2 separate regions of the Homo sapiens genome follow, and region 1 is linked to region 2. Evidence: chromatin contacts called from ENCODE Hi-C or POLR2A ChIA-PET data. All regions are on one chromosome and are shown on one strand. Each heading gives the region's core, a stretch centred on a gene start or an enhancer-like site at or near the end of the contact. The rest is flanking DNA. Distances are from core to core; before and after follow the strand shown.

Region 1 (4,593 bases), core at 445-2,944, 130 kb before region 2:
GTTTTCATTTGGGTGGTCTCTGTTTCAGTACCAATTAGGGCTATTCTGATCTTTGATGCTTCTATTCCTTTTTTTAGGTCAACCTCTGTATTTTTCAGTTTTAGAAGTTCCATTTGATTCTTTTTCGAAACTGATCATTTGTATAACTTCTTATTCTTTTGTCATCACTTCTATTTCTGCTAGGATATTAAATGTTTTATCCAGTGATTCTAATACGTGAAGTCCTTATGGGGGTGTTTTTATCATTTGTTCTTTCTACTGTCTCTCATTTATGGTAGCTGATTTTCTTGAATGTTTCTTGATTATTTTTTTCAAAGTTGTGAGCCCAGATATGTTGTGCTTTCTCTGGGAGTTGCCTGAGGCCTCGTCTGAGGGCACATTGTCTAGGAAATATTTGCATTTGTTTCTCCCGGGCACCTGCGGGCATAAAAGTTGCTTTAGATGAAGTTTTCCTTGGGAGTTTTTTAATCTACATTGTAAAATGTGCATCTACCACTCTTTGGAGGACAGCACATGCAAGTGAGATCTTATGTCATTGTCTTGGTACAAATTTAAGAATCAAGTGTATTAATAATAACGATGGGTTCCAACTGAGTATGTAGATAGACATTGACTATTAGATCCTTCTGAATTCCTAAATAAGAACTTTTAAAAAATACCCTTAATATAAAATAAGTGATTCAAATATAAGAAAAATACGTTTTAACAAACACTATAGTACTTATTGTCCTTCTTTTGCATACAGAAAGCTAATCTAAGTGACTCCATATTCTTCCCTAATTGTAAAACTACTTTTAAAAAAGACATGGATTGCAGAAATCATGAGTTGAGCTCCAAGAATTTGGACTGTGTGCTGCCTCTTCCAAAACAATTCTTTAAACTGTATCACAGATTTCCTGTGTTATCTCAGAATCCATAGTTCTTATAGAAATGCCAGTGACTAGGTCTAAATGGTGTCTGTATTGACCTTGCCTTTTTCTTATTCTTGCCAGTATTCTGTATTTCAGAGCTCCAGTTCATTCATGACCCTAGTTATTACGCTGGATTAGGCTTCCCAGGAATATAAAAATGAGTAAGGCAGGAACTCACAATCTAGTGAAGAGTAAATAAACAACCGTGAAGGAAAACAGACTTTAACAAGTATTATAGCCCAGCAACAAAGTTGTATGAAGCATAAAGAGAGGAGGAATCATTTAAACTGAGGGTCCCGGAAAGGATCATTTCTCACCCAGCTAGAAAGCTCAGAAGAATTTGACAGGGGCTGGCTTTCCTGACAAAGATGTGGTTTCTTTATTGATCAGGCCTACAAAAGAGTTCTGCCTGTGAGCTGAGAAGTAGTTAGGAATTCAAGAGGCTTTTCACCCACTGGGTGAGTGGGACCTGAGCCAGGAAACATTTGGCTGGATTCAATTGGCTAAATAGAAGTTTCCAGAACTGAGAAAATTCCAAGATTTACTCTTAAGCTCTATTCCTATTGTTTCACAGGACATGAAATTACATACCTGCCCATGTTTTGTACACAGATAACCGTTCCTTCCTGTAGTATAATATCACTCAACGCAATGGATCTAACCATGTGTTACCACTGGGGCCTCCTGCTGAGGAGAGCAAGAAGTCAGCAAAACAGAGAATAAAGGGCATTGTTACTTCCTGCCCCTTCCCTTTCCTCTCCCTACAAGTCTTGGCTGGCAGCAATAGGAGAGACAGTAGAAGCAGATACCTGAGCGTGGCATTTGGCATGAGATTACTGTGCTTTTGAGGAGAGAAGGATAGTAACTAAGAAATATCTACATTTGAATTTTAATACAGGAGAGTCTGAGAAGAAGGGCTTTTTTGGAAGGAGGGTTGCCAGGCCTGGAACAAGCACATGCCTAGAGGAAAATCCCATACTACATACAAGGAGGAAGCCCAGGCCAGCAGGTAAGCGCAGGAGAAGGCAAATGGACAAAACTTGAGTCCCTGAAAAATTGAAGATAGAAAGAATGAGCCCCCTGAGTTCTAAATGGGCTGATACATCAGCTGATGTCCCTGAAGCAGGAATAGAGGTATGGGTGGGACAACAACAGGAGAGAGTGAGTGGGGAACTACATAGGGTGCCTTGCCTGAAAATGGGGACAAGGCCATGATGTGATCATAGGCAATAAGCCAGGAGCCCAGTTACCAAGACAGGCATGAATGGCTGGAGATGGTGGGACTGGCTTAGGGCTCTTGAATATCCTGTAGTCACTAACTTTTTTTTCATTCTTGCTTGCTTGCTTTTTTTTTTTTTTTTTTTTTTGGAGACAGAGTCTTGCTGTGTCACACAGGCTAGAGTACACTGGTTATCACAGCTCACTGCAACCTGGACCTCCTGGGCTCAAGTGATACTCCCACCTCAGCCTCCTGAGTAACTGGGACTACAGGCACATATCAGCATACCCAGCCAATTTTTAAATTTTTTGTAGAGACGAGGTCTTCCTATGTTGCTTAGGCTGGTCTTGATCTTCTGGGCTCAAGTGATTCTCTTGCTTTGGCCTCCCAAAGTGCTGGGATTACAGGCATGAGCCACCATGCCCGGCCTGTAGTCATGATTTTGGGTAAAGCTGAACCCCCAGTAGCAGACTTACTTAGAGGGACAAAGTAGCCCAAGGAGAAGATCCCAGGATAAGAGCAAGGGCTTTGGCATTCGACCTGGCTGTGAATTCTGTGCCACTTGCTGGATTGACAATGATAGGAGTGTTGTCTTCCCTCTGAGAACATAAGGCCCATGAAACTCAATATATAGCCCTGACAGTTTTACCTGCAGTGAATTTTGAAACACATTTCTTGGGGTGTTTTAAGCTGACCTTGCCATCAAGCTAGTGCTCTCATCTGGTCCTTATGTTCCCAAAGAGAGAAGGCAACACTCCCATCATTGTCACATGAGGGAACATAGTTTTATCATCTGTAAAATGAGGATGATTATACTTACTTCATAAAGCTCTTCTAAGAATTACATGAAATAATGTTTTTGAAGCATTTAGTGCATTGCCTGTACACAGCAGGCACTCAGTTGTAATTACTATCATCAATATTACAAGGAAAGGCTGACAAAGAATCAAAGTGTGCTGAAAGTGTTCTACACTCTAAAGGATAACCCCTCTAGGTTGTATGATTCGGAATGTATGGGAGCAATTTTAACAACTTTGTAATTTGTAGATAATTGATAACAATGTAATATAATTCCTGTCTGTAGACACAGATTCTGTCTTGTCTGGTAGAGGTTCAATTGACTTCTCTTTATTTTATTTTTTTCTTTCCAACTTTTATTTTCGGTTCGGTGGGTACATGTGCAGGTTTGTGACATAGGTAAATTTTGTGTCAACGGGTTTGGTGTGATTATTTCATCACCCAGGTAATAAGCATAGTACCTGATAGGTAGTTTTTCAATCTTCTCCTTCCTCTCACCCAACTTTTCTTTCTTACTCCTGGAAAAAGCCGTTTTGCCTCAACTTGCGCACTCATTTCAACATTTCTCATCTATAAGCAAGGACACCTCTGGAAGACGCAAGGCCTGGTAAATATTTTTGATATAAACTATTTGATGTACACTTTAAATGGATGAATTGTATGCTATCTGAATTATACTTCAGTGAGGCTGTTAAAAACACTTGTGGTTTTTTTGTTTGTCTTTTTAGTTCCCCAGTACTATTCTAGCAATCCTGGGTCCCTTCTGGCATGACTTCATGAAAGAACCCAGGCAGGAGCAATTCAGGCCACCTCTCTGAAATTGGGCCCAGGCCACAGGCCCCTAGGAAAGCTTCATAGGTTAAGCCCCAGAGCTCCTGGGGCATCTGGTTGACCTCACACATATGGGGCAGAGGGCTGGAGAGCCAGAGATCATTCCACAGAGGAGAAAATGGAGATGTGGCCAAGTGGGTCCCGGTCTGAATTGCAGACTGACAGGGACTTAGAAAATTTCAAGGATCAGTTGGATAAATTGAATATGTTAGGGAAAAAAAAGAAAAAAAGAATTTCAAGAAAGGTGCTTCAAAGTGGAGGGGGTGGGGAGGCTGGAGAGGAAAGGCTGGGACAGTGGCCCCTCATGCCCTGCTGTAAGGGCAGGTATCACTACAAATAAAATGTTTCTTCAAAAATCCTTGCCATTAGTGTTCATTGAACTCTAATAATGTCATTCCTCTCCTGTGGAATGTCTATAAATGCACACTTATTGAACTGGGAAACTGAGTACAGCAGAAATAGAAAGAGATTTTAAATCTAGGCTATAAAATCTTCATATACCCTGATCCTTTGAGTTGTTAACCTCTAGACAACTTTCGCACTCACATTTGTATGCTCTAAGGCCTTCCACATCTGCAAATCCTTTTTCTAGGGTCTTTTACACATGAAACAGATCAAATTTCCCTAGAAGATATGCTTCCTTGCTTGCTTTATTTCCATTTCCAGGAAGTGTTTTACATCTGCATTGCAAAATAGCAGCCGCTGCTTCTTCTCACCTACCAGCCCAGCGTGAATGTGATTTTCCTGACAAACAGTTTGGATTGCTTCCAACCCCTCAGGCTCTGTTCACCAGACTCTATGGAAATTATTTCCCTTTCCAGACAAGGTTGTCTT
Region 2 (4,489 bases), core at 1,513-4,012:
AAAAAATTTGTGTGACTCCGTTTATTACAATATTCACTTTATTGCAGTAGTCTGGAACTGAACCTGCAATGTTTCTCAGGTATGCCTGTATTTTTTTCATCATGCCTTACAATGCATGCTGGCAGATGGAACTCAGAATTTTAGAATTTCTTAGAAGCCAAGGAGAATGGTGGCATGACTTGTGTCTTTGACAATATTTTCAGTGATTCTATACCTTTAGGTTATTAGGGGGACTCGATAAACATTCCCAGGGAGCTAATGGTGAGAAATGAGCCTTGGATAACCAGAGAGAGAAAGCCACTCACCCTGCAGACATTTTGTGCAAAAGTGAGAGAGATTGATGAAGATTGTTGAAGATTGTCGCATGTACCAAACACACAAGTTTTATTGGCAAAATAATTCTTTTTGCTGTGTCCTTTTTTAGCACTCTGAAACCCACAAAAACACTTTAACACAGGTTTTTAGAACCCCACAGCTTCCAAAAGTAATTACTTCTGCGGGAATCCTGGGCCTTATTCTATTTCCATGTGGCACTGGGAGTGATATTTGCAAGGAAAATAGAGTCACTAGGAAATGGTCTGCCTTTGTTACAGAGCTTATCTCCAACGTCATTCTTGACCTTCCATTCAAGGCATCCAGCCCTCTCTTTGGCATCACTAAGTATAGAACCGTGTGACATGCGCTCAAATGAAATCATCAGGAGGAGCAGGTGAAACTTGTAAAACTAATGCTTGCTGGGGCTTTGTTGCCTTTCGTCCATGGCTCCCAGAGATTTGTCAAGTAGTAATTATTTTTCACAATGCTCTTGGTGAGGAAAGTAAGAATCATTACTCCTGTTTTGCACTCTACATTTTCTTGTACAAACCAAGAGAACAGAATATGACTTCTCAATGAAAGATGGGAATGAGAGTTTATAGCCTTTAGCTCCACAATGAAAACCATATGGTTAGTTATATCAACAGAATCACCTGAGGAGCTTTACAAATCACCCATGACTGGATCCCATCCTCACAGATTCTCATTTAATTGGCTTTGAGTCAGATCTGATTATTGAGGGGTGGGTAGTTAAAGCTCCCCGTGATTCTAATGGGCTGTGAAGGTTGAGAACTATTGAGTTAGATAATTGTTTGGAGCTATTTTCTTTAGGGCCCCACCTGCATATATCCTGCAAGTACCTCAAACTCAACATGTTTAACCTCCCCCCAAGCCTGTTCCCCCTACTATGTCTCCTATCTTAGTGACAGCTTCACCATCCAAATGGTGGCCTGTGACCAAAACCTGGATGCCATTCTTGCTTCTCTCTTCTCCCCTTGTCCATTCAGTCACCACGTCCTGCCAAATGTAGCTTTCAGTTATTGCTTGAATTCATTCACTCCTCTTCTATTCCATCTTGGGTCAGGACATTTCAATTCTTTCCTCTCTCTTGTCTTACTCCCCCATAATCTCCCACTCTTTAGCTAGAGTGAATTATTCAACTTTTCTTTGGAAACCCCTTTATTAAGATACAATTTACCGCAAAGCCTCTTGCCACCACCAGCCAACACACTCCCTCGTCCAGTCCTTCCAGAGCTGGTCATTCGATCATGCGCTCTCTGACTTTTGCACATACTCATCCTTCAACCTGGCACACTGTTTCTTCCACCTCTGCCTCCGGACCTTATTACCTCCTTTCAGAAGTCAGCACTGACTCCTATGACACATGAGCATAACTGAGTGCCCCTTCTTTGTCCTCCCAGAGTAATTTGGACTTGCCCCTTTCATACCTGTGACAGGTGAAGCTGAAATGTCAATATGGGGGCCACTGATGAGAGGCAGTGGGTGCAGTGATGAGAAGAATCTGGTTTGCAGGAGTCTGAGATTTGGGTCTTGGCTTTGGTAAGAAAGCTCTGTGCACTTGAACTCTGCCACTTCCCCTCTGTAAAACTGCCTTCTCTTCTGAAAATGAGGACATTAAATCTACATTACCTCCAGGTTCCTTAAAGCCCCAGATTCTGTGACTATGACTGATAGCACAGAAATGAATGTGTGTGTATATATATATATATATATATATATATATATATATATATATATGTATGTATTCTCCTCTTGTAGGCATTAGTTTTTCTTCTCTTTGATTCTGTTCTCTGCACCCTTTCATCATGACCTTATCTTGCTGAATCCACCATTTCCTTCCTTCTTTCTGGTTTCTTTCCCTTCTCTCTGCTCCCTTTTTGCATTCTTTTTCACCTTCCCACCCTCAGCTGCTCCTCCCTTTCCAATTAGTGCATTCCCTCATCTCCAGATTGTTTCTTTTGAGTCTTCCTCTCCTTGGCCTCTTTGAGCCTATTTATCATAGCTTTCTTAGTCTTTACGCTAGTGGTTGAGCTTATCCTCTCCTTTATGCATTCTTGTGTGTAATTTTGAGCCCAATTCCCTATTTGCTACTTCACTGGGCTCCTGAAGCCTGCTCCCCATTCCTTTTGGCGCATCTAGTTCTGCAAATCCTCTAGCTGTGGCCCCCCTGCTGTCTTTGGCAGGAAGCTTGGAAGGGGGTGGGGACTTCTAGGCCACAAAGCCCTGGGAAATTAAGCAGAGCCTCTGGATCTCCCTTCCTGACAGCTGGACACAGTTCTGGCGATAATTGGACCACCTTAGGGATAGAGATGCCCCTTGTCCCTCCCCATCCCAGAAATGCCAAACACATAGTTTTAACATCTCTCTTCAAACAGACAGGTTTTTAGGCTGGATGGTGGATGAATTCGGTTTGATGCCCCCTTCACCAATAGATAGAGCAATATACGGTGGACCCCTAGTGTCCAGAATAAATTACTGCATCCTCAGGGGTTTGGAGGTCAGTTCTCAAAATTGTGCTGTGTCCAACTCTAAGCAATGAGGAGAAAGTAGATGTATAGGTATGGATATTTGAAAATGTTCTTGTTGAATTATCTGACTGAGCACAGAGTTTAGAAAAGAGGCCATGAAAACACAACCGAAAACCTTGCATAATTGCCTTCTGTCTACCGCAGGGTTTCTCAGCCTCAGCACTGTTGACATATTGGACTAGATAATTCTTCACTGAGAGGGCAGTTCTGTGCAATGTAGGATATTTAGTAGCATCCCTAGCCTCTGTTCACCAGATGCCAATAGCACTTCAGTCATCACAATCAAAATTATCTTCAGATATTGTCAAATGTCACCAGGAGTGACTAAATCAGCCTCTGTTTAGAGCCACTGCTCTATCCCAATCCCCCACTCCCTGAACCTCTCTGGAATGCAGGTCATGGTAAACCCCAATATCTGGCCATAATGGGGACTGTGAACCAGGTCCACCATCACTATCTTCGTGTCTTCCTACTAGGTGTTTCAAATCAGCTTTCTCTCACTCACTCTTGCCTCCCTCTTCTCTGCTAACATTTCAGGTAACCAAGTTGTATTTGGAAAGTGGTGAAAGGTACTTGGGGTTTGATTAGGGGGAGGATTGTAAAACCATTACATGTTTGACTGAGGAATGAGATTGGCTGTAAGTATTTGTGTCAGTGACTAGGAGAGACACAGCTCTGTAATTGATTATACTTCAATACCAGATGGAAAATATTTAAACTTATAGAAAAAAAACAAAGGTTGCCATGTTTTTCTTTTCTTTCTTTCTTTTTTTTTTTTTTTTTTTTTTGAGACAGAGTCTTACTCTGTTGCCCAGGCTGGAGTGCAGTGGCGAGACCCCGGCTCACTGCAACCTCCGCCTCCCAGGTTCAAGTGATTCTCCTGCCTCAACCTCCTGAGTAGCTGGGATTACAGGTGCCCGCCACCAGGCCTGGCTATTTTTTATATTTTTAGTAGAGACAGGGTTTCACCATATTGGCCAGGCTGGTCTTGAACTCCTGACTTCATGATCCACCCACCTCAGCCTCTCAAAGTACTGGGATTACAGGAGTGAGCCACCATGCCCGACCATGTTTTTCTTTTTCATTAGTTTCACCATTCTTCAACCCTGGCTTACCCCTAACATTTGTGGGGCCCAGAGCAAGAATACAAATGGAGAGCCATACATCATATTTAAAAGTTACATGTGTAACTAACAAACTGCTAAATAAAATGTGTTTGATCCTTCTACTTTGACAACTATGCCTTAATCACAAACTGGAAAGCCAGGTTCAAATATAGACTTCTGGGTTCTGCATCAGAATATGGTAGTGTGTGGAGAGTTGGCCCTTGGCCTTTCACCAACTCTCCCTTCTCCTTCTATGCTTGGCCTCTTCCTATGCTATGTGGGTCCTCTGGATTGATTTGTGGGCACCCCAGGCTGCATGGCTGAGCTCTCTCCACAACCTCTGCAGACCCTCCCTGCTTGGCCCGCCCTCAGAAGTAGGGCTGCTCTGAGTGTGTGGTCCACCCTGGAAAGACAGGTTGGGAGATGAAGCTCTCCCAGGCCTAGCAGCAAGCTCAGAGTTGATTGGGCAGGAAATTCTAGAGTTCTGGGTACCCTGATTATGATCAAAAGAGTAGGTGA

What was found. A loop is a pair of places that touch in the nucleus more often than their neighbours do. ChIA-PET counts read pairs that join two places held with the same protein, here RNA polymerase II (POLR2A). Pooled maps may share reads with other maps.
Region 1: a map of ascending aorta shows a loop between it and region 2 (3-fold over the local background). The contact joins two enhancer-like sites. A Hi-C loop is called at or near these places in 1 of 168 maps with a recorded cell type or tissue (ascending aorta) and 1 of 50 pooled maps. POLR2A ChIA-PET finds 5 or more read pairs at or near these places in 3 of 52 experiments (OCI-LY7, activated CD8-positive, alpha-beta memory T cell and activated naive CD4-positive, alpha-beta T cell).

Annotation. Positions count from the first base shown.
Region 1 is chr10:87,604,492-87,609,084 of GRCh38, forward strand. It overlaps LOC105378412 (a long non-coding RNA gene), which reads left to right. Exons shown (of 3, transcript XR_946171.2): 2 at 1,810-1,920; 3 at 3,457-4,247. Among named protein-coding and RNA genes, the nearest start is that of PAPSS2, 53 kb to the right of the region's middle. Within about 2 kb of position 1,695, at least 2 of the 41 ENCODE cell types and tissues checked have a DNase peak (open chromatin) inside an H3K27ac peak, as active enhancers do.
Region 2 is chr10:87,732,634-87,737,122 of GRCh38, forward strand. All of the region lies in intron 9 of PAPSS2 (3'-phosphoadenosine 5'-phosphosulfate synthase 2), which reads left to right. Among named protein-coding and RNA genes, the nearest start is that of PAPSS2, 75 kb to the left of the region's middle. Within about 2 kb of position 2,763, at least 3 of the 41 ENCODE cell types and tissues checked have a DNase peak (open chromatin) inside an H3K27ac peak, as active enhancers do.